Regions from separate parts of the Homo sapiens genome. Here region 2 is linked to region 1. Evidence: chromatin contacts called from ENCODE Hi-C or POLR2A ChIA-PET data. All regions are on one chromosome and are shown on one strand. The core of a region is the stretch at or near the end of the contact, and the rest is flanking DNA. Distances in the headings are between cores, read along the strand shown. Region 1 holds the start of LINGO1 (leucine rich repeat and Ig domain containing 1). Region 2 holds the start of TSPAN3 (tetraspanin 3).

The links. Hi-C counts contacts between places; a loop is a spot of excess contacts on that map. ChIA-PET counts read pairs that join two places held with the same protein, here RNA polymerase II (POLR2A). Pooled maps may share reads with other maps.
Region 2: a loop to region 1 is called in a pooled map, with 3 times the contacts of the local background. The contact joins the promoter of TSPAN3 here to the promoter of LINGO1 in region 1. A Hi-C loop is called at or near these places in 2 of 50 pooled maps. POLR2A ChIA-PET finds 5 or more read pairs at or near these places in 2 of 52 experiments (WTC11 and activated T-cell).

The regions. Positions count from the first base shown.
Region 1 is chr15:77,631,457-77,634,544 of GRCh38, reverse strand. LINGO1 (leucine rich repeat and Ig domain containing 1) reads left to right here and starts at 1,633. Exons shown (of 2, transcript NM_032808.7): 1 at 1,633-2,235. The coding sequence starts at 2,230. RefSeq lists enhancers at 680-809, 251-814.
Region 2 is chr15:77,069,603-77,072,690 of GRCh38, reverse strand. TSPAN3 (tetraspanin 3) reads left to right here and starts at 1,582. Exons shown (of 7, transcript NM_005724.6): 1 at 1,582-1,799. The coding sequence starts at 1,737. RefSeq lists an enhancer at 1,216-1,275 and a silencer at 1,416-2,115.

The DNA of each region.
Region 1 (3,088 bases), core at 384-2,883:
GCAGAGCCTGGAACCTCTCTGGGCCTGGGCTTCCCTCCCTCTGTCACAGGGGAACAATAGTGCCTCCCCCAGAGTTGCTGGAGGGTGAACGTACAGTTCACAGTAGAGCATAGCATGGACGCCTGCTAGGAGGGACTCTAGCTAGGCCTAGGTTGAGGATGGGCATAGACATAGGAGACAGGAGAAAGTGCTCCAGACAGGACTGTCCAGAGCAACGGTGTGCCAGAGAGACTGAGAAGTACCCAGAAATGGTGCAGCTGGAACAGAAGGTCTGTGCAAGCCTTTGGGCTGTGTGTGAGGCTGAACAGCGAGAAACAAGGTGCTGTTGGGGGTGGGGAGAGGTCCCTCCGTGGCAACCAGGCATCTCTGCAATGATGTTGCGCAGGCTTCCTGGGAGAGGGGGTGTCACTGGAACTGGGATTCCAGCGTCTGCCCCAGAATCCGAGAGGCTTTGGGCTAGATCCCCTCCCCCAGCCTCAGCTGCCCCTGTGGACTCAAGCTATTAGGAGTATTCATGTGCTAATGGGTTGTTCCCAGCAGGGGAGGAGGGATGGCCGTGCCGGGCGGTGTCAGCATTGATGGTTATTCTAATAAAACTGGCTTGGTGGTAAAGGGCGTCTGGCTTCAAGGAGATGGAGGGGGTAGTATAGGGAAAAAGGTGAGGTCCTGAGGGTGGTAACCTACTCTGCAGGCTTTGCCAAGACATCCCTGCTGGCCTAGTTTCTGTATCTGAGGATCAAGGAGGATCTGGATCTCCGAGGAGAGGTCCCATTCCTTGGGCCCGTCTGAAGTTGTGGCCCCAGCCGAGGATCCCCGGGACCATTCCGGGAGGAGGGAACAGTCAAGCCCAGGCGGAGGCTCTGCGCTGCCCTCTGCTGGCCACTGGGTGCAGGGCCTCCGGACGGAGCGGGCCAGAGAGGCCTGCCGCCCTCTGCTGGACAGGAAGCCAGGCTGGGCGGGGACCCCGGCTCCTGGGTAGAGCTGCCGGGCCAGCGCGGCTTCCTCGCCGTCCCCTGGAGCTTCCCATTCTGCCTGCCTCGCCCTCCCGCGCTAGAATGTGGGCCCTCTAGCCTCGCGGACTTTCGAGAGGAGGGGACAGGGCCAGGACGGGGGCTCCCGGTCGGCCTCCCCATGCCGCCCTCCAAACAACCCTGTTCGTGTAGGGAGCCCTGTCCGTCCTCGTGCGTGTGTTCGTCCACAGCCCAGTTAACACGTGTAAACACACTCGCGCGCTCACATGCACACGCATGTGGCAACACAAAAATCACACACAACGGTGTGCGCGCATACACCCAGGGAGGACCGCACGCCGGACTCCCCGACACCCGGCTGGCCCGGGACTCGCCCAGAGCCCCGGACCCGGAGGGGCGCGGCCGTGTGCAGAGCTGGAGCGCCTGGCTGGTGCGCCCCTCGCCTGCGCACCCCTGCCTGTTTCGCTGCCCTAAGCGTGCAGGGCAGCGGCTGGGGCGCCCCTCGCTCTCCGCCCCCTCCGCTGAAAGGAGACGAACCACCCCCCACCCCACCACCACCATCACCAGGTTTTGCGGCCGCGCCTTCTCCTCCCCCGCCCGGCTCCCGCGGCTCACTCGCTCCCTCCTCCCTCGATCCCTCCTCCCTCCCTGGCTCGCTCCTAGTGCTCCCTCCCCGCGCCGCTGCAGAGCGCGGAGCCCGAGCGGGAGCCGGCGCGGGAGCCGGAGCGGGCGGCGGGCGACAGCGCAGGCGGCGGCGGCGGCGGTGGGTCCTGGTCCCGGCCCCGGAGGGCGCGGAGTCCCCACCCGCGCCGCTCCGGCCCCTCTCCCGACGCGGGGCGCCGAGCAGCATGCGCGGCCGCTGCCCGCCGGCCCCGGCCCCGCGGCGGAGCGCGCCCGGCCTCGACCCCGGCCCCAGCGGCAGAGGCGGCGGCGGCGGCTCCGGGCCGGCCCAGGGGGCAGAAGCAGGCTCGCGCAGCCCCTGTCCCGCGGCCTGAGCGCGCCCGCCCATCCGCCCGCCGGGGCCGCGGCCTCCCGCCTCCCCACTCCCGAGCCCCGGCCCCGGCTCCGGCTCGGCTCCCGCCCGCGCGGGGCGGACAGACGGACAGCCAGCCCCGCGAGGGCGCGCGGACTGCCGGGCGGAGGTGTCGGAGGAGGAGGAAACGGAGGAGGGGGCTGGGCAGGGGCTGGGGCCTGGTCGGGCCGGCTGGAGAGACATGCGATTGGTGACCGAGCCGAGCGGACCGAAGGCGCGCCCGAGATGCAGGTGAGCCAGGCGGCCGCGGCCGAGCCCCGAGCGGGCAGCCCCGCGGCGAGTGCCCCTGGGGGCCGCCATCGGCCCTGGCTGCGCCCTCCTGGGGTTGCAGGGCACCTCGGTGCCACCCAGACCTCCTTTGGGGTCATAGGCCTGATTTCCCCTCAAGCCTCAGAAATGAAAATTCTTCCTTTTCCACCTCCCCTCTCTCCAACCCCAACAAATTCCGGGTTTGTAAGCTGGGAGCCTGGAGCTGGGGAGGGGCCCCCACGGGTGTCCCAGACCTGCTCTGGTCTCCCCTTCCTGTCCCCCCTCCCATTCTGAGTATTGGTCACTCTAGAGGGTAAGCCCCCTGCTCAGCCCTGGGTGGGTACCTCCCTTCGTGGACCCCAGGTACCCCCAGGCAGCCCCCACCAGCACCAGACACTCCCTAGCTGGTGGACACAGGTCAGGGGCTGGGTTTCTCCACAAGCTCCAGCCTGGATGGCAGCTCCCCACCACACACAAGCATCGCCCCTTTCCAGCTCCTGCCCAGTGAAAAGGAGATGGGGAGTAGGGAGAGTGGAAGGAAGGGAGTTGGGGACCGGGAGCGCCCAGGAACGCTTTAGGGGCCTCCCCTTTGTCTGCGTTCAGCCCGGGCTTCTCACCTCCTCTTGCCCCACTTTTCATTCTAAGGCAGAGCGGGTGGGAGGTGGGAACCAGCTGAGAAGAGGGAGGTAAGGAGGGAGCCTCCTGCTCCCCCTCACACCCTTTTCGGGGTGGGCTGTGGGCTCTCTGCTCTCAAGGCATGCCAGGAGATGTGACCCTCCGGGCGGATCCCACTTTGAGAAGGAGGGGTGGGGCCAGGCCAGTGGGCAGCCCCTCC
Region 2 (3,088 bases), core at 333-2,832, 560 kb after region 1:
CAAGAAGATAGATGTTCAAAGGGAATCATGTTTGAGAGCCCATCATTTTTCTTTCTTTAACTAGGACCTCCATGGTATGGCAAGAATGGCACTTGAAACACTTAGATGGTGTTACTGGTCTGCTCAAAGGCTTCTGCCTGGCGTAGTAGGCTGTTGGTGATCCGGCCTCGCTCACCTCCAGCACACTAGGCTCTCTGTGTTCCCCTTCCTACAGCACAGTGATCATGTTCCGGTCTCTGGGCCTTTGTCCTTGCTGCTCTCATCTTTGGGCTGTTCCCCTCACCTCCCTTGGGTCCCCTCCAATGTTCTCTCCTCAGAGAGGACTCCTCTCATCACTCTATTCCTTTCCTCTGAATTGTTTCCTAACACTACCTCATGTCATATACCCACTTGCCCGTTTGTTTATGGTCTGCCTCCTCTGCCCGAACGAATGTAAGCCATGGAAGGAAGGATACGTCTTGCTCACAGTGGAATATCCACCACCGACAACAGTGAGGCCCAGAGGGGACACGCGGCAAGTTTGATGAGTGAATAAATGGCTGTTGCTGCTGCTTGGTGTAAATGCACAGGATGCTGAGATTAACAGGTACTTCTGAGAGTGCCTGGGAAAGGTGATGAGTGGGGGAGATTGCATGAGAGCGAGCTGATAAAGACCAGTAAATGGAAATCCTTACGGGCGCGGTCAAGGAGGGAGTGCAGGATTATAATGGCAGGAAAGACAGCAAACAGAGGCAGTTTATTGTGTGACTGATGATGTGTTTTTTGCACTAGACCACTTACTATGTGTGGCTCTGGGCGAACTTCTTAACCTTTCTAAGCCTCAATTACCCGATCAGTAAAATGAGGCTGATAACCATAGTGCCTTCCATCCAGGGTTGTGGTGGGGGTTAAATGAACTAATGGAGCCTGGCACCGGGTGAGCACCCAATAATTAATTGCTATGACGGATTCAAGATTGGGGGAAGAATGTGAAATGTTGCAATGCAAAGAGATGTTTCTGTAATCGTTGCGAATCTTGGTCCAAAACTTACTACCCTGGAATAGAACTTGTTCCCAACCACTCACCCACACAAACATGTCTCTGCCTTGCTAACGCCATCACCAGCCTTTTCTCCTCTCTGACTCTTCTGAGGTCTAGCCCAGCGCCTGGTACAATAAGTTTCTCCATAAGTATTTGTTGTTTTTCTTTGCACTTCTCACCAACAGTGCTGCCAAGATTTTAACCTGGTCAGGAGAATCTGGTCAGGCAGAGATTAGTGTCTCCAACCTTCCTAGGGGAGAATGGGCTAGGTAGAAAGATAGCACTCAGAGGGCTCTGAATCATCTATAAGGGTGGCATAGTCATAGGAGGAGAGTGGGTTTGGTCCACCAGAACCTCCCTAGGGAGCCATCTGCGTCCAAGGGCGGCCAGAGGCCAAGAAAAGGCGCTGAGGCCTTGGCTCCTTTAAGAGGCGTGGCCTCACTGCAGCCTCCGCAGAGGCGATTGGCTGAAGCTACCGGCCGCGTGGGGCGGGACTCGGTTGCCAGGGAGCGGCGCGGGAGCCCTGAGGGGACTGCGGCGGCTGCGCGGAGGAGCGAGGCACTTGCTGGGGTCGGGGCTGCGCGACGGCGCAGGGGCTGCGGGGAGCGCCGCGCAGGCCGTGCAGTTCCTAGCGAGGAGGCGCCGCCGCCATTGCCGCTCTCTCGGTGAGCGCAGCCCCGCTCTCCGGGCCGGGCCTTCGCGGGCCACCGGCGCCATGGGCCAGTGCGGCATCACCTCCTCCAAGACCGTGCTGGTCTTTCTCAACCTCATCTTCTGGGTGAGCGGGGCCGGGCAGAGCGAGGGGCCGGCGGCGGGGCCGGGCGAGGCCGCGGCGGAGGCGCCCGTGGGGGCCGGGCTTGGGCCTGGGCGGGCGCGCGGGGGCCGCGCGCGGGCCCTCAGGCGGCTGAGGCGAGGGGAGGGCCGGGTGTGAGGCCGCTTCGCGAGGTCCCTGCCGGACCAAGCCGGGAGCCTGGGCGCGGAGGACAGCGAGGGGAGGCCTTCAGGGACTCCACGGCCTCCAGCCGGCGCCTCCGCGCTCGGCCCACGCGGGCTGGCTCCGTGCCAGGCGCCCCAGTCTCCCCCCCCCGGAGTCGCCGGCTGGACGGAGAGCGCTTATTGCAGACTGTAGCAGGACGTCGGGCTCGAAATAGGATCTTCGCCAGAGGCTCAGGTTCCGCGCTCTTTGTCGGGGCCTCGCAGACGAGTGGCCGTCCCGAGGCGGGCAGATCCGCGGGGACGCTGCGGAGCCGGGGCGGGGGTTCCACTTAACGCCCTTTGTGTGTGGAGAACCGGCTGACTGTCACCAGCCCAGAAAATGAAGGGTTTCAACTCGAGGAGCCAAATAATCCATTGACCAAGAACATCGGTCTATTTGTTTTGGTCATGGGGGTGACCAAACTGTGAGATTATAACTCTTGGTTAAATATATGATGGAGATGTCACAAGATTTTGAAAGTGATGAGTTCACTTTCAATAAAAGGTGGCTTATGAATTTTTAAGGGGTACACCCTCTTTGAAAGGAATGTTTATGTCATCTTAGTTTGGGTCCTTATCTCATCAGGGACTTTTATAGTAACCTAAGTTGTTCCTATCCGTCTCTCCACCCTCCAGCCCATCTGGACTTTGCACCCGGATAAATCTTTTAAAACGTTTCCTCTATCACATCACTTGATCTGAAAATAAGGAAAACAGAAGCTTCAGCGGTAGAATAAGGTTCAACTCCTTCCCCTGGTCTTGGAGCAGAAGTCCTCAGTCTGGTCCCAAATCACCTTGCCTCTCTGAACTTGTCATTTCCTTAAACACTTGAGTGCCCTGGACAGATTGCTCTGTCCACAGTCGCCAGAGCACTCCTTGAACATTCCGGTTAACCATACTGTGCCTCTTCCTCCTCCCCATTCAGCTCCTCCCTCCCACGCATACGCACACCTGTTCTGGAAAGAATCCTTTCCTCCTCCCCCGACCCCCCAACAAGGGATAAAACTTCATATCCTGACAGCTGTCTCATAAAAGGATGGTTATATGTTAAAAAGCACTTGCTACACACTTGTATTGCCAGAGTCCTTCGGG